Regions from separate parts of the Homo sapiens genome. Here region 2 is linked to region 1. The links are chromatin loops, found by intact Hi-C in ENCODE. Cell type or tissue: endothelial cell of umbilical vein. All regions are shown on one strand. Links, peaks and the distances in the headings refer to the core of each region. The heading gives the core; the rest is flanking DNA. Region 1 has its middle 30 kb from the start of UGCG. Region 2 overlaps LOC124902249 (a long non-coding RNA gene).

Region 1 (12,010 bases), core at 2,268-10,267:
AGAGGAGTGCAGGTGATTATGGAAGGAAAGTACTAAAGTAGAAGTGAATGAATGAGATCCAGTTGACAAATGGCAGAATTGACCTTAATCAATGTTGAGAACTCAAGCAAAATGGGATCACCCAAAACAAGAAAATTTAAACTATTTTATTTTTAATGTTTCTTTAAAATCTCAATATAGTCATCGGGGGGAACATCTAAAATTTACTATACTTCTTTAGATATAATTCATGGCTTGGAATTTTTTTCTTATTTTGAATTGCATTTGGTAAGGACAGAGGAAACTTGCTTCTAATGTTTACGGCTTCCAAATATCTTAATTAAACCCTGGGTGCTCCCCAAATCTGGGACTAAGGAGTAATACAGGTAATTCAGTATTTATTTCTAGGATATCACTCATTGCCTGAACTTTGCTTTCAGCGTTTCCAGCAACCTTTTGTTTCATTATGATATTGTGTAAGTAGCAAAGGTAGCTGTTCCAAACTGTAAGTGATTATTTAAAATTAAGTTAATTCTCACTAGAGCAAGTCTATCTAGTATATTTGTAGTGACAGGGTATGTTCTGCATAGGGAAAATAGAAGAGAAGTCTCCTAAAAGTAAGAGGAGTCACTGTGTCACTCTAAGAGCAGAACAGAATGACACAGTGATCCTCCAGGTCACACATGGAAAACTCTGGTGATGCAGACACTTTGTCTCCATAGATTTTTTACTTATGTCACTTGATTTTCAGTAAAATTGTACAAGAAAGAAATATAGGGTGTATTGTTTGCTAGACACTGACTAGGTTAATGAACAACAGAATTTATACTCCCATCCAAAGAGAGACTATTTGTGTGTGTAGAAGGGTGTTACTTTCCATGTAAGAAAATAATTTCATTGTGTGCTCATACACAGAATACATGATCTTTAATTCAGTGAAATTATTTTTCTGATTATAGCAGTGGTACAACATATAAAGTTTGCATGGCACTTGAAGTAGGAGTTTTTTACCTCCTTTTTTATTGTTTGAATCTCAGCCTAAATACCACCTCCTCAGACCATCAGTTATCACTGTTTTCATTTTCTGGCAAGTATTTATTATGCCTGATTTTTAAAAACATATTAATTTATCTCCTTATTTACTGACTCTCTCAATTCAGAATTGTTGCAGATAGTGCTATCTGGGGCTGGTGGCACAGGCAGTAAAAAGAATTTACCAAGACAGTTGTAGGTAAAGAAAGACAGATCTGTTAGAGAAAATACATCGCAAGAGAGCAATGCGCAAGTCAGCAAGAGAGGAGCTGACTGCAAGAAGGCAAAGGCTTGCTGGGGATTTCATACGATGGTGCTTGTGCTGGAGACGGCTCCGTGCAGTTCTGATAGCGCCAGTATTGCAGGAGCTAACTTGCATTTTCCTATCAGCCAGGGGTCTGCTGATAGCTGGCACAGAAAGACTGTGAGTTATTTGTGCAGGGAGGGCTGTGTGTCCTAGACCATGAACAAAGGTAGACTTACAGCTTATCTGATTTTTCTTTTTGCTTTCCCCTGGTCCTAGCAGCCTGACTCCTTCTCCCTAGTTAGGACTCCACAAGAATGAAAGCTCTACTCCATGGATGTAGGCACCTCGTCTTTCTTATTTACTGCTGTAGCCTGTCTCAGTCCACCCAGGCTGCTGTAACAAAATATCATGGACTGGGTGGCTTATAAACAACAGAAATTTATCTCTCACAGTTCTAGAGGCTGAGAAGTCTAAAGTCAAACAACTGTAGATTTGATGGCTGGTGAGACCCCATTCCCTGCTTCATAGAGGGCATTTTGCTGTGTCCTCACATAGTGGAAGGAGCGAATAAGCTCCCTTGAGCCTGTTTTATAAGGGCACTGTGAGGGGCGGGGGGAAAGAGTTCTATCCTCTCACTCTACAACAATCAACACAGACTTCTGTGACCAAATGTGTGGGGGTTCCCCCACCCCAACAGCACACAAGCAATCAATTCTGCAGCAAACATCAGCTGGGTGTCTTCCAAGTCAATTCAGTTCTGACCTTATCTAGATGAAGAGAGCCTCAGAAACCACAGGTTCAGGGCTCAGTCCCACAAGACCACCCCCTCCTTCCCACCAGTCCCAAGTCTAGGCCTCCAGAACATCTGACCAACTGGTTTCAATCTGAGGTTTCCACAACCTCATCTTTGAGTTGATTAAGGGTTCAGAGAAACACTTATGTTTACTGGTTTATTACAAAGGATATATTAAAGGATACAAACAGCCAGAAGAAGAGATACATAGAAGGTCTGGAAGGATCCTGAGCCCAGGAGCTTCTGTCCTTGCGGAGTTGAGGTGCACCACCCTCCTGGCATGTGGATGAGTTCTTGTTCACTTTTCTGTAAGCCTCTATGTGTTCAGCTATTGGGAAGCTCTCCAAACCCTATCCTTTTGGGGTTTTATGGAGGCTTCATTATGTAGGCAAGGTTGATTAAATCACTGGACCTTGGTGATCAACTTAACCTTCAGCCCCTCCTTAGAAATGGAGGGATGGGGTGAAAGTCCCAAACCTCTAACCTTGCCTTGGTCTTTCTGGTGACCAGCCTCCATCCTGAGACTGCCTGGGGGCTGCCAGCCATCAGTCAATCATTAGCATATGAAAAGACATCACTTTGGAGATTTGAAGGATTTTAGGAGTTGTATGGCAGAAAATGGGTTGAAGACCAAATAGATACTTCACACTATCACAGGCACGAATCCAGTTCATGACGGCTCCACCCTCATAACCTCATCACCTCCCAAAAGCCCCACCTCAAAAAACCTCACATTGGGGATTAGGTTTGAGCTTATACATTTTGGAGAAACACAAACACTCAGATCATAGCGGCCCCCAAACCTAAAATTATGCCTAACATGACATAAAGATTTATTGACTAAGTAAATAAATGAATTAATGAATGAGTATTGAAAAAAATTGGTAAACTTCCCATTTTGTTAAATAAGCCTAACATAATCCTCAGACCCAAACTAGAGTTAGCACGTACAAAAAGAATACTAGCCAAACCAAACTTATTGATGAAAATAGATATGAAAATTCTAGGTGGGGCATGGTGGCTCATGTCTGTAATCCCAGAACTTTGGGACACTGAGGCAGATGGATCACTTGAAGTCAGGAGTTCAAGACCAGCCTGGCCAACATGGTGAAATCCTATCTCTACTAAGAATACAAAAATTAGGCCGGGCGCGGTGGCTCACGCCTGTAATCCCAGCACTTTGGGAGGCCGAGGCGGGTGGATCATGAGGTCAGGAGATCGAGACCATCCTGGCTAACAAGGTGAAACCCCGTCTCTACTAAAAATACAAAAAATTAGCCGGGCGCGGTGGCGGACGCCTGTAGTCCCAGCTACTCGGGAGGCTGAGGCAGAAGAATGGCGTGAACCCGGGAAGCGGAGCTTGCAGTGAGCCGAGATTGCGCCACTGCAGTCCGCAGTCCGGCCTGGGCGACAGAGCGAGACTCCGTCTCAAAAAAAAAAAAAAAAAGAATACAAAAATTAGCCGGGGGTAGTGGTACGAGCCTGTAATGTCAGCTACTTAGGAGGCTGAGGCACGAGAATTGCTTGAACCCAGGAGAGGGAGGTTGCAGTGAGCCGAGATGGCACCACTGCACTCCAGCCTGGGCAACAGAGTGAGGCTGTCTCGAAAGAAAAAAAAGAAAAGAAAGAAAAAGAAAAAGAAAGATGTGAAAATTCTAAATAAAATGCTAGAATAACAAATACACCCACAAATTAATAGAATTACTCACTATGACAAAGTAGGGTTTCTTTCAGGGTTTCAATATTTTCCTTTACTTTTATTTCTTTAAAAATTATCACAGTAACACAGGAATATGATTTACAAATTTTTTAAAATGCGACAGAGCACAGAAAATTAAAAGTGTATGTCTTGAGCCCCCTCCCTACCCCCGCTGTTCCTTCTTTTAAAAAAAAACTTTTATAGATTCTTACTTCTAACCCTAGTTTTACTTTCTATATTTCCTCCATTTTCTCTTCCCCTCCACATCCCAACTTTGGCCAGCTACATTGATACTGAAGTGGTATCCTTGTCTGGGATAAATACCCGCGATTCATTGTCTCACAGCTATAGAAAACTAGGATGCAGACACACCAGAGTAAGGTTAAGAGTGGAAGTTTAATAGGCAAAAGAAAGAGAAAAGCTCTCTCCTGCAGAGATGGGGGGGTCCCAAGCAGGTCTTCTGGTCTGCGGTGAAGGGCAGGAGGTTTTATAGATGAGCTTAAGGAGGCGGTGTCTGATTTACATAGGGCACGAAAGATTGGTCAGACCAGGTGTGTCATTTGCATAGTGCGTGAAGAACTGGTCAGGGCTAGGTGTGCCGTTTGCATAGCGCTTGAAGAAGCTGGCCTCCCCACACTAGTCTTTTATTATGCAGAGGGGTTATCTACCTGGCTGGCACCATGTTGCCTGCTTTTTTACTGTACATGTGGTGACAAAGAAAAGGGAAGATAGAGCCTCCAAGTTGAACATGCCTGGCCCTCAGGTAGCCAGCATTCACCTGTGCAGGTTTCCAGCTTGCTTATCTATGTCTGCAGCTCAATTTTTCAGGCTGCTCTTTATTAGAAAAGAAATGATTTGGGGGCTGCTTTTCGTTAAAAGGGAAATTCTGCTGAGGATTCTGTTGCCCTTACAATCTGCCTACATAATTTCTATCATCTGTATCAATATTACCAAGGTTAATATCATTTCATCCCCTTAATTTGTCATAAATAATACTGCTGTGATCTGTGGCAGAAGGGAATATTAGTACAATATGAAATAGAGTGATAGACAGTGGTCAAATAATTTAGGGCTTAAATAACTTTTAGTCTACATTTTAATATAGATCTGAAAGTTCTAGTCAATATTGCAAGATGCAAAATAGAAATAAGAAGTGTAACTCTAAAAAGAGATCAGAGAAATGTATAATTATTTGTAAATAAATTTATTATTAATAAAAATTATAAAATACATATTAGGGTACAAATTATATTCTCATTAGTTTACTTATATTTATTTTATCCAAATTCTCAAACCCAATTTATTTTTATCTTGTATAGACTGAATGTTAATGTCTCCACAAAATTCATATGTTGAAATCGTCACCCCCAGTGTGATGTTATTAGGAGGTAAGGCCTTTGGTAGGTGATTAAGTCTGAGTGCAGAGCCCTCATAAATGAGATTAGTGTCCATATAAAGAGACTCCTGAGGTCACCCTCATGTCTGCTGTCAGGTGAGGACACAGTGAAAAGACAGCCATTTATGAACCAAGAATTGTCCTTCTCAAGACACCAGATCTGCCAGTGCTTTGATTTTGGACTTCCCATCCTCCAGAACTACAAGAAATAAATTTCTGTTATTTATAAGCCATCCAGTCTAAGATATTCTACTATAGCAGCACAAATGTACTAGAACACTGTCTGCTTAATGTTACTAACTGATGGTGTTGAATTGCAATTTCTATTACACCGTTTGTTTCTTGACATTTTGTTTTGTATTCCTAATAGTTTTTATTTATATATTTTGTACAGTTATATAGGACATGAAGTTCTAAAGTCCAAGTTCAATACAAACATAACATATGCCTTGATTTTATTATACTGTATAGCATAATACAGTGTAATGTATCTTGGAGAAACTTTCACATCATCTAATTCAATTTTTAATCAGTCAGTTACATAGTTTTCTAGTTGCCCACCATCACGTGTATATATCAGATGTTTGCACTCCTTCTCTTTGCCCGGAATGCTCTTCTCTCAGATATTTGCATGGATGACTCACTTCCTTCAGGTTTCTCATCAGATATCATTTCATTAGAGACATATTTCCTGACTGCTGAGCACTAACATTAGCGAGCATGCATGCGCATGTGTGGACACACATACACTCTCACACACTAGTACTCTTCATTTCCTTTTTCATACGTACAAACATACATACACACAGAGTAGACATCCTTTTATCTAATGAAGTAAAGACAATCAGTTGGTTGGTTAATCAAAAAGTTAGTAAAAGCAACCCCAGGAAATCCTTTAAAATGATACATTTTTGAATGTAACAATTTAATTTTAATTTAAAACCTTTTCTTCGGGTATGAATTTATTGATTAGTTTCATATTCTCTTTCTTACATAAACAACACATAAAATGCATTTTTATGCTTTTTTTTTTTTTGAGATAGAGTCTCACTCTGTCGTCCAGGGTGGAGTGCAGTGGCATAATCTAGGCTCACTGCAGCCTCCACCTCCCAGGTTCAAGTGATTCTCCTGTCTCAGCCTCCCAAGTAGCTGGGATTACAGGCACCCACCACAATGCCTGACTAATGGTTGTATTTTTAGTAGTGACGGGATTTCGCCATGTTGACCAGACTGGTCTCGAACTCCTGACCTCAGGTGATCCGCCCATCTCAGCCTCCCAAAGTGTTGGGATTACAGGCATGAGCCACTGTGGCTGGCCCTAAGCTTTCCATTTAAAGTAACACTCTAATTTTAATAATATTATTTGTGATTTTCCAAGTAGAATGGAGACTTAAACACCCTTAAAGTAATATCAACATAAACTTCTTGATTTTTCAGTTTTTCCCCAAATAATTTGTAGTTGTTTCTTCCACAGCTAATTTCATACACTTTTTGAAAGAACTCACCTTTAGCAAGTCTTTCCAAAACATTTCGTACAAACAATGGTTTCTTTTGCACTCATTTTCATCAGTTTGTGTTACATTTCATTGAATTACTTAAATATCATAATAAACACAGTTGGCATAATGGGCTTAGAATAAACACACTGACTTTTTTTTTTTTTTTTTTTTGAGACAGGGTCTCACTCTGTCACTCAGGCTGGAGTGCGGTGGCAAGATCACAGCGCACTGCAACGTCGACCTCCCAGACTCAGATGATCCTCCCACCTCAGTCTCCTGAGTAGCTGAGACTATAGGCATGTGTCACCATGCCTGGCTAATTTTTGTATTTTTTGTACAGACAGGGTTTCATCATGTTGCCCTGGCTGGTCTTGAACTCCTGAGCTCAAGCAATTACCCATCTTGGCCTCCCAAAGTGGTTGGAATACAGGTGTGAGCCACCACACCTAGCCAACATACTCACCTGGTAGAAAGATGTATGGATACCATAGTTATTCATTGTGTGTTTTACAGAGAAAGTGAAGAGTGTTGGTGAATCCTACGAATTAAGTGGAGGTTTGATTAAGAAAGCATCTATTTCAAGTAGAGGTATGTGTTTGCATGTGTGTGTGTTGTACATGCAGAGATGCTTTCTGGTTAGATATTCCAGAAACTAACAATGGTTGCCTCTGAGGATGATGACTGGAGTATGATTTGGGAGGAAGAATTGTTTCTCACTGTAGGCTCCTTTTATACTGTTTGAATTTTTTGCCATGTACATATGTTGCTTTTTTCATTAAAAAATAGTTTTATAAAACATCTGTATTTATACCATTAGGTGACTATTTTTGTTTATTAGACATTTTTTTTAGCCCCTTCCTCTGGTAAGACATCCCAAATCTCCTGCCCCCATCCCAGGTCAGGCCAATCATAGGACCATCCTCTGTGAGAACTGATTGGTGCGGGAAAGAGCATGTGATGAAGGCCAAGTGTGACTAGGCCAATCAGATTCTTATCTGGGGGCTTTTCCTAATTGAAGCATCCTTTTGGTGACGAAGCTATAGGAGAGAGTTCTGTTTCCACTTAGAATGCAGAAAGCCTCAAGGGAATACAACTCTCACTATAACAACACAAAAAAAGCCAGAAAATCTATAAAATCATGACCTTTCTTGAGCCTGTCACAGAACTAAGATCGTAAGGCAACCAGGCAAACTAAATTCCAAAGAGTGACAAGCTACTCCAAAGAGAGGTGGGACATATAAACTCTTTTTTTTTAAATTAATTTTGTTTAATTTCCATATGTTATTGGGGAACAGGTGGTTTTTGGTTACATGAGTAAGTTCTTTAGTGGTGATTCGTAAGATTTTGGTGCATGCATCACCTGAGCAGTATACACTGCACCCAATTTGTAGGATTTCATCCCTCACCTCCTTCCCACCCTTTCCCCCTGAGTCCCCGAAGTCCACTGAGGACACATAAACTTTTTCACTTTTGATAAATCATGAGAGAAAGAGGTTACTGCCATAAAAACAGGTAGGAAAAAATTAGCTAAAATATTAACAATTCTTCCAGGCCAAGTGTGATCTAGTATGCTAATTTGTTGTGGTGGTGGGCTTTTTCGGGGGGAGTGTTGGTTTTTTCTTGTTTTTGAGACAGGATCTTGGCTCTGTCACCTAGGCTGGAGTCAGTGGCACAATCACGGCTCACTGCAGCCTTGACCTCGTGGGCTCAAACAATCCTCCCACCTCAGCCTCTTGAGTAGTGGCACCACAGGTGTGCGCCACCACACATGGCTAATAATTTTTTTGTAGAGACAAGGTCTCACTATGTTGTCTAGGCTAGTCTTGAGCTCCTGGGCTCCCACTTCGCCCTCCCAAAATGCTGGAATTATAGGCATGAGCCACCATCCCTGGCCTCATGCATTAATTTGGAATGACTAGAAGCCCCAGATACAAGGGAAGTTTGCACTCAGTGCCAAACTCTATTCCATGGCCTCCAATGGGTACTCATAAGAAAGATAGAAACAGGAGAGGATACTCAATGGGAGCCCCACCCTTGGGGGTGCAGGTGTGAAGAAGGAGAGCTGATCAGCTGCTTTTGGGAAACAGACACAAAAGCCGACCCAATTCCCAAGACCCTTCTCTCAAAGGAAACAAAAGCCTTAAGCCACTGGAGAGGGACGGTAAATCTTTCCACTCTCAGGGTCAGGCAAAATTCCATTCCTTTGGGAGAGGAGTGGAGGCAAAATTGGTTGCTTCTGCAGTGGCAGAAGGACCTCTTACCTCTCTGACAAAGGCAAAGACCTATTGCTGCTGGGGGAAGTATAGAAACGAAAATCCTTTGCCCTTGAGGAAGGAATAGGAAACTTTTTGAGGGCCCAGAATTCTGCACCAAAACCAAGTAGAGGTCACCTGCCCTAAAGGAAGTGTAAGAAACTCTCATGGCCAAGACCAACCACAAATACAGGGCAGAGTTTAACTGACCCAGGAAGCTGATGCAGAAATAGGAAGAGAAGGCAGGCATGCTGAGACGCCCAAGCTTTGAGCACAGGGCCTGCCTAAGACTTAGGCTGGATCAGGATGACAAAGAACTCTCTTGATTCTGTAAGCTTAGTACCAAGTAACAAGCAAGAGCAGTCTACTACTTGGAGAGGTATAAGGGCACGGAGAGAGACTCTTTTTGTGGCACAGGCATATAGGAACTCCTGAAAGTTGAGAGAGGAGCAAGAAAATGGAGAGAAATTTTCTAGCACCCTAGGACCCCCTATAAGCATAAGGTAACAACAGCCAGTGCTGGAGGGTATAAAGCCTGTGGTGCACTAAAGGTAAAAACAACAAAATCCAAATCCAGCTCAATTTATGACTAGATTGACTCAATCCCCCACCATATTTGCCTGACCATAGAAAGCTATACCTATTTCTGGCCATAAACACTATTAACTCAGACTTTTCTGTTTTTCTATGCACAGTGTCTAACATTCAATAAAAAAATTTGATTATACAGAAATCAAAGCCCAGAGATAAAGTACTCAACAGAACCAGATAGAGATGAGCCAGATGTTGACACTATCAGATAGGGACTTTCAAACAACTATGATTAATATGTTAAAAGATCTAGTGAAAATGGTAGACAATATGCATGAACAGATAGTAAATTTCATTAAAAAACTAAATAATATAAAGAGTCAAATGGAAATGCTAAGAAAAAAATGAAAGAAATGAAGAATTCCTTCAACAGTCAGTAGCAGACTGGATACGCCAAAGGAAAGAATGAGAATTGAAGATAAGTCAGTAGAAATTGTCCAAATTGAAACCTTACAGAAAAAAAGTGAAAAATACAGAAGAGAGTATTCAAAATATGATATAAAAAGTCTAATATATGTGTAATTAGAGAAACAGAAGGAGAAGAGAGAACAAGGAAGAAGGAATGCTTGAAGAGATTATAGTCAAGAATTTTCTAAAATTAATGAAAAACCATAAGATATAAATCCACAAAGCCCAGAAAAATTGCAGGCAGGGTAAAAACAAAAAAACAAAAAAAAACCAACAACAAATACAAAAACAAAATCACCCAAGTTTGATTGACCCATAGTCAACCGTTTCTGAGAATAAAAGTTTAAAGAGCAAATCTTGAAAGCAGCCAGATAAAAAATTGCATTCAGAGTCAAAAATAAGAATTACAACAACAAAAATTGTTTATTTATTTAATTTACTATTATTATTATTATTTTTGAGAAGGAGTCTCACTCTGTCACCCAGGCTGAAGTTCAGTGATGCAATCTCAGCTCACTGCAACCTCTGCCTCCCGAGTTCAAGCAATTCTCCTGCCTCAGCCTCCAGAGTAGCTGGGATTAGAGGTGCCTGCCACCACAGCCGGCTAATTTTTGTATTTTTAGTAGATACAGGGTTTCACCATGTTGGTCAGGCTAGTCTCAAACTCCTGACCTCGGGTAATCCACCCACCTTGGCCTCCCAAAGTGCTGGGATTACAGGTATGAGCCATCGCACCCAGCCTATTTATTTTTAAAAATATTTTCAGACAGGGTCTCACTCTATCACCCAGGCTGGGGTGCAATGGTGCGATCATGACTCACTGCAGCCTCGACCTCCTGGGCTCAGATGATCCTCCCAATTCAGCCTCCTGAGTAGCTAAGACTACAGGTGCAAGCCATCACACCCAGCTAACTTTTTTTTTTTTTTTTTTTTTTTTTTTTGTAGAGGTGGGGTTTTGCCATGTTGCCCAAGTTGGTTTTGAAATCCTGGACTCAAGTGATCCTCCCACCTTGGCCTCCCAAAGTGCTGGGATTACAGGCATGAACCACTGTGCCCAGCTTTTTATTTTATTTTATTTTATTTTATTTTATTTTATTTTATTTTATTTGAGACAGAGTCTTGCTGTTGCTCTGGAGTGCAGTGGTGCAATCACAGCTCACTGAACCTTAACCCCCCTGGGCTCAGGTGATTCTCCCAACTCAGCCTCCCCAGTAGCTGGGACTACAGGTGTGTGTCACCATGCCCAGCTAATTAAAATAAAATTTTTGTGTGTGTGAAGGCAGGTCTCCCTAAGAGCCCAGGCTGATTTTGAACTCCTGGACTCAAGCGATTCTCCTGCTTTGGCCTCCAAAAGTGCTGGGATTACAGGTGTAAGCCACTGCAGCTGTCCCCAAAATATTTTTAAATTACTGTTTGAAAAACAAAGTTGTAGGCATCACAATTCTGGATTCAAAATTATGTTACAAAACAATAGTAATTAAAACAGCATGCTCTGGCAGAAAAACAGGCACATAAACCAGTGCAACAGAATAGACAGCCCAGAAATAAATCCAAACATACGGTCAATTGATTTTTGAGAAGGGTAACAAGAGGACATAATGGGGGAAAGGATAGTCTCTTTAATAAATGGTACTGGGAAAACTGCATTTCCACATACAAAAGAATGAAATAGGACTCTTATCTTACATCATACAAAAAAAAAAACCAATTCAAAATGGATACAATACCTACATTTAAGACCTGAAACTATGAAACTCCTAGAAGAGAATATAGGAAAAATCTCCTGGACTTGGCCTTGGCATGATTTTTTTGTATATCACATCAAAAATTCAGGCTACAAAAGCAAAAATCAATGACCAGGACTACATCAAATTAAAAAGCTCCTGGATTACAAAGAAAATAATCAACAATATAGCCTATAGATTAAGGACAACTAATTTGTAAGTCATGTATCTGGCAACAATTTAGGGTCCAAAAGTTGTAAAGAACTCATACAACTTAATAACAGAGAAACAAATAACTTGATTTAAAAATTGGCAAAGGACTTGAATAGACATTTCTCCAAAGATGATGTAAAAATGGCCAACAGTTACATGAAAAGATGATCAACATTA
Region 2 (12,010 bases), core at 1,325-9,324, 60 kb after region 1:
CTGGAGTGCAGTGACGTGATCTCGGCTCACTGCAACCTCCGCCTCCCAGATTCAGGCCTCAGCCTCCCGAGTAGCTGGGACTACAAGCACGGGCCACCATGCCTGGCTAATTTTTGTATTTTTAGTAGAGACAGGGTTTCGCCATGTTGGTCAGGCTGGTCTTGAATTCCTGACGTCAGGTGATCTGCCCCTCTCTACATCCCAAAGTGCTGGGATTACAGGCATGAGCCACAGTGCCTGGCTGTGAAACTAGTTTTGATGCTTCATTTTTATGTCAAATTCAGTTCACATTCTAGTGAATAAAGATGAGAAAAAGTAGCTGAGGATGTTGGAGGAGACATTAGGGAACTCTAGGGAAATGAGGAAGGGAAGTGAGAAAGCAGATGCAGGGAGAAAATTTCTCCAGCATCCCTTCTCCTACCACACGGGAAATTCTGAATACGTTCTCACAAAATGTGGCTGATAATTAGAGTGACTGAACTTCCTGACTTGACTGCAACAGCCTCAGTTTTTTCCCATTGCCCTGGCATGATTATTAATTTGCTTTTTTCATTCTCAAAAGTGTGAGATTTAAACAATAAGTTTAAAAAGCCACCTTATTCATAATCTAGTCCTCCAAAGTCTGGCTTCATGTTAATGTTTATGTAAAAAAAAACAATGAATTTTTTTAACCATCAAAGATTACATTTTAGCAAATCAAAATTCTGATTTCTGCCTAAACTTTCTCATATACAAGTGAGTATAGAAATGTTGTTGGCACCACTCTAAGAAGGTTCTGACAAGCATTCTCAAATTAGTTGAATTAGAGAAATTAGCTTCAGTAGGATTTTTGAAATCATATATCATTTTATCAGATAAAATGCTATTTTCTTAGTTGAAATCCAAAATCAGATTGTGTAGGGGTTATTTAAACTTTCTTCTTCTGCTTCTGTTTTTTTTCTTTTGGTCACGTGTTCTGCCTTCACAACTCATTGGTAGAGGTAGGATGGTCTGAGTTGAGAATAGTCCTATTATGTAAGACGGATACATCTGTTGGAATAGAGGAGGCACTGGATAGAAGCCCAACCAGACAGCTGAGCTCAGCAGCAAAAAAGTGGGTAGTAGTATAATCGCCCAGTGGGTTCACCTTGCCCACTGCCTAGACAGAGTCGATTTATCAAGGCAAGGGAATTGCAATAAAGAGTAATTCACACAGACTCAGCTGTGCTGGAGACCAGAGTTTTATTATTACTCAAATCAGTCTCTCTGAGCATGGAAGGGGGAGGTCAGAGTTTTTAAAGATAATTTGACAGGTAGTGGCTCAGGAAGTGGGGAGTGCTGATTGGTCAGGTTGGAGATGGAATCACAGGGGATCAAGTGAGGTTTTCTTGCTGTGCTCTGTTCCTGGATGGGATCACAGAACTGGTTGAGCCAGATTGCCAGTCTAGGTGGTATCAGCTGATCCATCAAGTGCAGGGTCTACAAAATATCTCAAGCACTAATTTCAGGTTTCGCAATAGTGATGTTATCCCTAGAAGCAATAGGGGAGGTTCCCACTCTTATAGCCAGAGGCTGCATGACCCCTAAACCATAATTTCTAATCTTGTAGCTAATTTGTTAGTCCTACAAAGGCAGACTGGTCCCCAGGCAAGAAGGAGGTCTTTTGGGGAAAGCGCTATTATCAATTTTGTTTCAGAGTCAAACCATGAACTGAATTCCTTCCCAAGGCTAGTTCAGCCTACAGCTAGGAATGAACAAAGATGGCTTAAAGGTTAGAAGCAGGATGGAGTGGATTAGGTCTGATCTCTTTCACTGCCATAATTTCCTCATTTATAATTTTTGCAAAGGAGGTTTCAGCAGTAAGCAGGCTGGTTCAACAATTCTTACAGGACAAGCCTACCCACATGGCATCAGCTTTAGGTAGTTCTCACAAGGCAGTTAGTTAAATCTTCCAGCATTCAGACTTGAACCATTTAGCAAATAGCCAGGTCAAATTACTTTCAGCTAAGAAGAACCTTGGCATGTATCAGAAAGCATGGGGTGATTATACTATTAATGCAGTGTCCCTTAAATTTCCTCAATTTTGGATTTAGTGGAAGTCTACAGAGTCATAGGAATTCAGCAGGCCATCTGAAGCCAGTGGAAGCAATATTTTCTGAGTTTTTCCTAAGCAGGGTTTTTGACTATTTACTTGGAAATTATTAAAAGGATGAGTCTGCTGCATATCCTTTGGGATATTTTGTATATATTTCCTTTGGGAAGAGCTATACGCTTCTCAACTTCCTCTCATCTCAGCCATCATGATATGTATTGGTAAATCAATGAATTTTTTTCATCACATTTTTCAATATATTCCCTAGACTTTCAGATGTCTCTGCCTTGTTACTGCAGATCATTTCCCTTTGTCCAAACTCTCACCTGCTACTCCAGTTAGAAGCAACCCATCATTTGTGTTAAATAAATACAGAAATATTTAATTTATTTAATATTAAATATTAATATTTAGCTGGGACTACAGGCATGTGCCACCACACTCAGCTAATTTTTGTATTTTTTGTAGAGATGGGATTTCACCATGTTGCCCAGGCTGGTCTCGAACTCCTGGACTCAAGTGATCCACCCACTTCGGCCTCCCAAAGTACTGGGATTATAGGCATAAATTAAATAAAAACAGTTTGGCATGAATATGAGGAGGAAGAGTCAAAGCAAGGAAGACCAGGAATAGAAGTAGAGAGAAAATTTTTTTACAGAAGATAGTAAGAGAAGAAAGCATGGGGGAAAAGATGCAAGAAGAGAAGGAGAATATGAAATAAGAGCCTCTCTTCAATAAGATTTGAGGGTTTTCTTCTCTCAGAGGACCTTAAGGATGCCTGAATTTAGCAGGAACAATTAGGGACAGTAAGCGCAGACTACTTAGCAACTTAGTGCCCACGCCCACCCACACCACCCCTATATCTATACCAGCACACTGTTGTATAGCAAATACAGTCATCCATAAGTCACAGGGTACTGACAAAGTTTTAGATTCAGTCTTTGTGACTGTGATGAGGATGTCTCAGGTGTAGTGCTTGGCTCTGTGTTACTTGCCAATTACACCTGGTTGGATGTAAGAGACCAACGTTTTGGGGTCCACATCTCTTCTGTGTGGTAGTTGCTTTCCTGTGTTCTTGTCTTGCAGTGAATTCATGAGGACTTTTACTCTAGATGAGTAGTGTGAACCTGAAAATTTGAGACAGGTCTCAGTTAATTTAGAAAGTTTATTTTGCCAAAGTTGAGGACGTGCACTTGTGACACAGCCTCAGTAGGTCCCGACAACATGTGTCCAGGATGGCCAGAGCACAGTTTGGTTTTATACATTCTAGGGAGACATGAGACATCAATCAACATATGCAAGATGAACACTGGTTTGGTCTGGAAAGGTGGGACAACTCAAAGCAAAGGCAGGAAGACTTGAAGCAGGGAGGCGGCTTCCAGGGCATAGGTAGATAGAAGACAAATGGTTGCATTCTTTTGGGTTTCTGGTTAGCCTCTCCAAAGGAGGTGATCAGACGTGGATTCATCTCAGTGAGCAGCAGGGTGAGTTTGAATAGAATGGCAGGCAGGTTGGCCCTAAGCAGTTCCCAGCTTGACTTTTCCCTTTAGCTTAGTGATTGGGGGTCCCAAGATTAATTTTCCTTTCACAGTAGTCATGTTCTTTAGGCCATTTAGCCTAGCCTCCTTCAATATGGAACAGGGGTTGGACTAGAAAATCCCTAAATGCCCTGTGGCTCCAGCATTCTAGAATTATGAAATAATTCAGCAACATAGGACGTACATCTCTTTGGAATATCAAAGTCTTCCTTAAGGAGCAAGAAGGATGTCATTTTCCTTGGGAAATTAGGACTTGAAGAAAGAAATACAGAAGTTTAAAGTAGATTATTGAGCATTATGTCACACTTAGAGAGATTCGTCTCAATAGTTCCTATCTGTCTAATTTCTGTTTCTGGGGTACTGAAGTCAATACTATCTAGATAGGCCTCACAATAATCTCTTATTTTATTCCATCCCTCTTCTATATGGGGGACTAAATCAGGAAGTTGCAGGCTTTTTTTTTATTCCTCCTCCTCCTCCTTCTTCTTCGACAGGGTCTTACTATGTTAGCCAGGGTCGTCTCAAACTCCTGGCCTCAAGTGGTCCTCCTGCCTAAAAGTGCTGGAAGTAGAGGGGTGAGCCACCACTCCCAGCCAAAACTTTTTCTGTAAAGGACAATATAGCAAATATTTTAGGTTTTGCAGGCCAAAGAGACAGATCAAGGATATTATGAAGGTACTTGTGTAACCATTTAAAATGTAACAATTTTAATTTAACTGAATTTTAAGTAAAAGTCCCCATAAAAACCCCATCTAAAGGTCAGCAGCCTCAAAGATTTAAGGTAGATAAACTCATAAGATGAGAAAGAATCAATGAAAAAACCGCCGGAGCCTCAAAAAGCCAGAGTGCCTCTTCTCCTCCAAATGATCATGACAATTTTAAAATGTAGGAATCATTCCTAACTAGTATGCTATACAAAGAGCAGCCAGCAGGCTGGATTTAGCCCACAGGCCATAGTTTGCCAACCTCTGGACCAGAATGATATGAAAGGGAAGGAACCAATCCAGAGACATTTGTGTTAGTCACTGAGGAACCTCCCTACAAGGAGCAAAATGACCAAACTGGAATAATCTGAAAATTGTTTTGCTCACGTCTGACACTTTGGCTGGAATGACTTGAAGATGAGGGCTAAGAACCAGAGCCCCATATAACTTGGCTTCTTACAGCTTGTTAGTTTCAGGCTAGTCAGGCTTCTTGTATGGCTCAAGGCTTTAAGAGTGAGTGAATGAATCAGAAACTGCATTGACCCAGCCTTGAATATCCACAGCCTCATTTCCCACCATACTCTGTTGGTTGATGCATTACTAAGCCTACCTAGATGCAAGAGGAAGGGACAGATCTACCCCTAAATCAGAGGAATGTCAAAGAATTTGAGGGTATAATTTTATTTTATTTTTGAGACAGGATCTTGCTCTGTTACCTAGGCTGGAGTGCAGTGGTACGACATTGACTCATTGCAATCTCTGCCTCCTGTGCTCAGGCGATCCTCCCATCTCAGCCTCCTGAGTAGCTGGGACTACAGGCATGCGCCACCATGCCCAGCTAATTTTTGTATTTTTTGTAGAGACAGGATTCCACCATGTTGCCCAGGCTGGTCTCGAACTCCTGGACTCAAGTGATCCACCCACTTCGGCCTCCCAAAGTGCTGGGATTATAGGCATAAGCCACTGCACCTGGCAAGGGCATAGTTTTAAGTAATCACACTTTGGTGATCACTAGGTCTGCATATCCAGTGTTTGGAAATCTATTTCTAGCCTGCCTTTTGGATTTGATGACATTTTAAACCCCTCAAACTTATCCACATTGGCTCTTCACTCTACCGTTGGCTTTTTATGCTTCCTTGATATCCACATTATTGTAAGTCTTTGGTAAGAGGTTCTTCCCATTGGCATGGACCTACAGAATGCTCAGCCCTCTCCAAGGACAAGGATTTTATACAATACAACTAGGACTAGAGATTATTAGAGGCCCTCTGCTCATCATAGAGTTGTCTGTATAGCTGAAGATTCTATTAGCAGAGACAGGGAGGCAGCTGTACACTTGCAAAGTGATTGAGTTGCTGGCAACTCACACCACTGCTGGAAAAGTTTCTAAATATGGCCCTAAAGGCAGAAACTATAAGAAAGAGAATGATAATTTGGCTACGTAAAAATGAAAAAAGATGAAAAAATTATTTCCTCAAGTTTCTTACTAGCTACTGATTTTAAATGAAATATAAGAGCTTGTTTGTTAAAGGTGTGTAAACACTGGTGTTCTTACGTGGAGAATACAGACCTCAACATAATGTTGCCTAAGATATTTTATCAGAATGGGAGGGTTGTTTTCCTTCTGTGTAAGTGAATAATAAATACTACGTGTGAGAATGAGTCATATCCTCAAATACTTTTCTTTTTGGTGACCAATAAATCTCTCATGATTCTCATGAAAGAATCTTAACAGACATTTACTCATACATTTACCACGGTATCGAGATAGGATATACATGGGGAAACAAAACTCTGATGCCATAGGTAAGGTAGTAGAAATAACTTTCAACTGGAGACAGAACTTTCCAGTTGGAGCTTGTGTCATCCTGGAACATTTATGCCCTTGGGCAGGTCACTTAACATCTCTGAGCTTTAGTTTCCTTACTATTAGTAAAGCATAATAATACCTTGGAGAGTTGCTATGAAGATTAGAACCAAATAAACATTTACTGAGCTCCGACTCTTTGCCACGTTCTTAACACACGTGAAAGAGTGTTTGTAAAATGCTACACAAAAATGTTACATCACATAACAAATTCCCTGCTCTAAAGGAGGCCTGAGTAGAAGAAGGACAAAAGAGCATACATACAATTAATGATAACAAAATTTGAAAGTGAGAAAAGCTCTACCAGTAAAAACAAAAGAACCGATCAGAGAAGATCAGGGAATTTAGCTGGGAAGCTTGAATTGGGCTTTGAAAGATGGGTAAGTGCTTGGACCTATGGGGATGTGTGAGAAAGATAATGTAGATAGAGGGTATATGCTATGGTTTGAATATTTGTTCATTCCAAAACTGATGTTGAAATTTAATCCCCAGTGTGGCAGTATTGAGAGAAGGGGCCTGTAGGAGGTGATTGGATCATGCGGGCTCTGCCTTCATGAATGGATTAACCCATTCATGAATTAATAGGTTATCATGGGAGTGGGATTGGTAGCTTCTTAAGAAGAAGAGAGACCTGATCTACCATGCTAATCCCCCTGGCCATGTGATAACCTGTACCACCTGGGGACTTTGCAGAGTTCCCACCAGCAAGAAGACTCTCACCAAATGCGACCCCTTGATTTGGACTGCTCAACCTCCATAACTAAAAAATAAGTTCCTTTTCTTATAAATAACTCATTTTCAGGTATTTGGTTATAAGCAATAGAAAATGGACTAAGACAATACAATATGAGAAGGGGCAAACAGGAGAAATGAAAGCAAAGATAGTATAGGGAAAACAACAGTAATTTAACAATAGTGTGGGGTGGACGAAGGTCAGCAGTAGCCAGAAAAAGCTTGGAACCAAATCACAAAGAGTCCTGAAGACCACGCTAAGGAGTTTAGAATTCATTCCTTAGGAAATAGAGTTGTATGAAATGTGCAAACTTTGGCATTAGACTTGGGTTGGCCCCTCACTTCCTAGCTATGCAGTTTTGAGCAAGCCACTTGACCTCTTTAAACCTCAGTTTCCTCTTTCATATAATAGAGAGACTAATACTAACCTAAGTACCAAGCTTAGTACCTTGAAAATAGGAGATGCTTGACATATCAAAGTTATTATTGGTTAACTACTGAAGGACTTTAATTAGAGTAGTGAATATAATTTTATTCTACAGCACTATGTACACTAGATTAGAGGCTGGGAGAACAGCTAGGAGAAAATTACAGTAGTCTAGGAAAGAGGTAGTGGAGTCATAGGGAATACAGAAAAATTTAAAAGTAGAAGGTTCAAAATAAGAGTGTTAGAAAATATTTTAGGATAGAATATAATGAACCACGTTTTAGACACAGAAAATCCATTATAGGAGAGGAAATGAAGATGTACATGACAGGAAAACACCTACGAACTAAATTCTGGAGGAGGTGAGTGGGGATGAGATATTGCATCTAAGGGAAATAGTACTCTGCCTTTTTATCTGTTTGTATTCTGTGATACAGAATGCATTTTTGTCAGTATAAATAATTTGGGGAATAAGATAAGTCACAGAGATTGAAAGAGAATATCTTAGAACGAAAACAGAAAGAAGAGAGTAAGAAAATGCCAAATGAGGCTAAATAGACATTATGAGATAAAAAGAGACAACCTCCCACTCAAGCAGAATGTGAGGTCACCTGCAGGAAATGAGGTAGGTTTCATATATACGACTAGAAGAGTGTGAAGAGTATGGGACTAGATTAGTCTAGATCAAGATTTCTTAAATTTCCTTTAATCAGTAGTAAATACTATTCTTATTTTGGAACACATCATTCTCCGGGAGCATGGAGTCTGTTCTGTTCATTGCAGGGCATTTAGTAACATTCTTGGCCTCTACCTATTTAGATATCAGGACCCTTTCCCCCAGTTTTTTTTTTTTTTTTTTTTTTGAGACGGAGTCCCGCTTTGTCCCCCAGGCTGGAGGGCAATGGCACCATCTCAGCTCACTGCAACTTCCGCCTCCCGGGTTCAAACGATTCCCCTGCCTCAGCCTCCTGAGTAGCTGAGATTACAGGAGTGTGCCACCATGCCTGGCTAATTTTTTGTATCTTTAAGTAGAGACGGGGTTTCACCATGTTGGCCAGGCTGGTCTTGAACTCCTGACCTCGTGATCCGCCCACCTCGGCCTCCCAAAGTGCTGGGATTACAGGCGTGAACCACCACACCTGGCCCTTTTTTTTTTTTTAAATCATTTTATTACTCTTTGTTAACAAACATCCCCAGAGACAGGGGACCAGGGGAACGGGGAGGAGGGGAAGTGGGTCTCCAGCCCTACAACCCCTCCCAACCCACCCCTTTCCCCCTTACATATTTATAATCTATATACAAGCTCTGGGGATGAGGGCAACCCAGATTCCTTGTCCCCTCGGGACCCAAGCTCCTCTGCCCGGCGGGAAGGCTCTTCTCAAGGAGGCCCTGTTGCTCCCAAGGCTTAGGCATCCAGCGGAGGACATCTGGTGGGGAGGCCTGCTGGTGAAGGTCGATGCGCTGGGTGCGGAAGACTCCACCACCGTGATAGAGCCTGAAGACCCTTACTCAGGGGAGGACCACCGTAGGTTGAAGGCGGGGCCTTGAGACGGGAATTGATGCCAGAGAAGGACCTTCCATTTGGGGGAGTATGTGATGACCCAGGACCCCCAAGGTTGCTACTCAGTTTTCAATAATCCTGGAACGGCTTTATTTCCACTGGATGCAACTCTGCTTGCCCCAAGCTAGCGGGGAAGGGCCTGGCAGGTGAAGGCCGCACCCGAGTAGCAGGAACAGGTGGGGGCCGCATAGCCAGGCTGGCTTTCCCCGAGTTTTGACAAGAAAAACATCTTCAGACATGCCCAAATGTCCGCTTGAGGGACAAACTCACCTCCAATTGAGAACCACTGGTCTAGATGTTGTTAGAATATGATAAGGGGCTGTTTAGAAATAGAGATAGGGCCGGGCGCAGTGGCTCATGCCTGTAATTCCAGCACTTTGGGAAGCTGAGGCTGGCGGATCACTTGAGATCAGGAGTTCGAGACCAGCCTGGCCAACATGGTGAAACCCCGACTCTACTAAAAATACAAAATTAGCCAGGCTACTCGGGAGGCTGAGGCAGGAGAATCGCTTGAACCCGGGAGGCGGAGGTTGCAGTGAGCTGAGCTCGCACCACTGCAATCCAGCCTGGGTGACAGAGCAAGATTCTGTCTCTAAATAAATAAATACATAGATAATGTCTTGTTTGAGACTCTATTTCTCACACCTAGAATATTGCTGGCATATACCAACACACTCTCTCTATAACAAATGAAGGGAAATAATGATTGACAACTGGCATTGAAGGTCTAGCTACAAATATATGCTGTGCTAAATATATGCACAGCATATATTTGTAGTGTAACTAACGAGCCTGATTTCCTGGTTTTGCTATTTTCTTCCAAGATGATAAAGAGCCCAGGCACAGAACAGGTGAAATAATCCAGGAAGCCAGAAAACAAAGAAGAAGGTTAAAGAAGGTGGTCAATAGTATATTAAATGATCAATAGATGGTCAGTTGGTGGTCAATAACATTACTGTTTCTAGCTATTCTTCTTTCCTGTAAGAGACAACACAAGTTGTCTTTCTCCTGAAGTTGTACATACTGAGCACATAGTAGGTATTCAAAAATCATGTTAGTTTACATTCTGAGATACAAGATTAAGTCTAAATTAAAAATATAAAATTATGAGAATTGTTTTACAAAATCATTTTATTTATGGGAAAGGTCTACCTTCAGCTTTTCGTAAAATGACTTTTCTTGCATATGAAATTATTATTTTTACTTTTTGAGACAGAGTCTCGCACTGTCGCCCAAGCTGGAACACAGTGGCACAATCTCCGCTCACTGCAACCTCTGCCTTCCGGGTTCAAGCCATTCTCCTGCTTCAACCTCCTGAGTAGCTGGGATTACAGGCGCCCACCGCCACGCCCAGCTAATTTTTTGTATTTTTAGTAGAGACTGGATTTCACTATGTTGGCCAGGCTGGTCTTGAACTGCTGACCTTGTGATCGGCCTGCCTCAGCCTCCCAAAGTGCTGGAATTACAGGCATGAGCCACTGTGCCCGGCCATGAAATTATTATTAATGTAACATCCTTCTTCCCAAGTTTAGTCCAATGCCCATCTCCTTCATTTTTAAATACAAGGCATAAAAGCAATCAAGGATACCTTAAACAACATTAAGCCTTATTTTGGTGAGAGAAAGAAATAATAGTTTTTCCACATTTTATAAGGATAATGTTTTGTTACCCTGGATATTTGAGACATTTATTATAACTTATTCTAGTTTGAATTTGCAGTTTAGACCTTTGGATGTTATTTGTTTTGCAAGTTGGTTCACCTTCCATTAAGTACATAGTGGTGCTATGTTGTGGCTTTTGTGGTCCAAACAGCTAGACTTCCCATTGGTGTGGTTAATCTGGTGAAATAATAAATGAGTTATCTGATCAAATTTTTGCTTCTCTGTAACTTATTTGTGGAAATAATAAAGTACTTTTTAAAATTTCCATACTCTTATAACATTAATTTTCTTAGGGAATAATATTTATATAAATGGTTTATTTTCCCTATCACATTGAAAGAGTAGAGTCAATTTGCTCTCCCCAACTAGCATATTTCCTTGCACATAATATATGCTTAAAAATAATTGATGGATAAATCAATAAGTAAACAACTACAACTCACAGGATAGAAGTCAGAAGAGCTGAGTTCTCGATCTGCCTATGTATTTCTGGGCAAATTGCTTAACTTCACTGAACCATATAATGTGCAGGGTTTTAGGGTAAATATTACCCAGGGAGAGGTGAAAGTATGGCGTTAGTACTTCTACTTTTCCCATGGAAATGGTGACCCAATTACCACTCTTTCTTCTGGGTTACAAAGTGAAGTCTACACATGGGTAAAGTTTACAGCAAGAATCTTAGCTTACCTGAATTTTTCAATGTGTGTAAAAGATCCAATAAGCATACGATATGTGAAATGGTTCATAACCAGAAAAATGTTGAAGGGTTGAACATACGGGACAGAGAAAAGTAATAGTATTTACGGAGATGAATACTGCCAAAACGGGCTAGAATAACATTTGTCTTCTTGTATTTGAAAAGAGGTAATCTACATGAATATGAAATGTTAGGTTTCCCTTCTATACTTGCAAAAATTTATTTACATGCTGTTGCTACCATAGCTCTTCTCCAGCAGTAATTATCCAGCTTAATTAGACTGAATATGTTGTATTAAAATGTTTGCTCTCAGTCTATTGGTGCAAAACAGTCCCTTAATGGCGATCAAAAGATAGTATGTGAGGTTACACCTATAAATTAGCAGCCAGAAGACAATAAATTACTTATGCAACACATTTGTGCAATACTTTTCATTCCATATATCCAGATTTTCTGCATGATCTGGTTTGAGCTAATTTGCAATTCTATCTTGAGCTGATTATCTGCTATATTCATACCATGTTCATTTTGCATAGGCATGTATATGTGTGTGTGTAATATTTCACACACAATTGCTCCTGCAAAAACACTGAAAGCCTACATTTAACAGGAAGTGTAAAAAAATTGATAGTCATTATTTCAAAATGACCTAGTGCCAGATGTTAAGAAGTGAATTAAATTAAATATTCATCACAGTGCTTACTCTGGATAAGGCATTGTGCTACTTACATAAACATAATTAAGACATGGTC

The links. Hi-C counts contacts between places; a loop is a spot of excess contacts. Peaks named below come from ENCODE experiments on the same cell type or tissue, not always from the same donor. Only the 100,000 strongest peaks of a DNase experiment are listed, where the experiment ranks them.
Region 2: a loop joins it to region 1, with 4 times the contacts of the local background. A loop is called at or near these places in 3 of 110 quality-filtered maps.

The regions. Positions count from the first base shown.
Region 1 is chr9:111,860,970-111,872,979 of GRCh38, reverse strand. No RefSeq gene overlaps it. Among named protein-coding and RNA genes, the nearest start is that of UGCG, 30 kb to the left of the region's middle. RefSeq lists an enhancer at 4,149-4,668. In endothelial cell of umbilical vein, for the core only: no CTCF peak of the experiment used is centred there; a DNase peak (open chromatin) is centred at 5,799; H3K27ac peaks cover 375 bases.
Region 2 is chr9:111,800,068-111,812,077 of GRCh38, reverse strand. LOC124902249 (a long non-coding RNA gene) reads right to left here. Exons shown (of 2, transcript XR_007061734.1): 2 at 10,014-12,010. Among named protein-coding and RNA genes, the nearest start is that of SHOC1, 11 kb to the right of the region's middle. In endothelial cell of umbilical vein, for the core only: no CTCF peak of the experiment used is centred there; DNase peaks (open chromatin) are centred at 5,977 and 7,177; H3K27ac peaks cover 2,219 bases.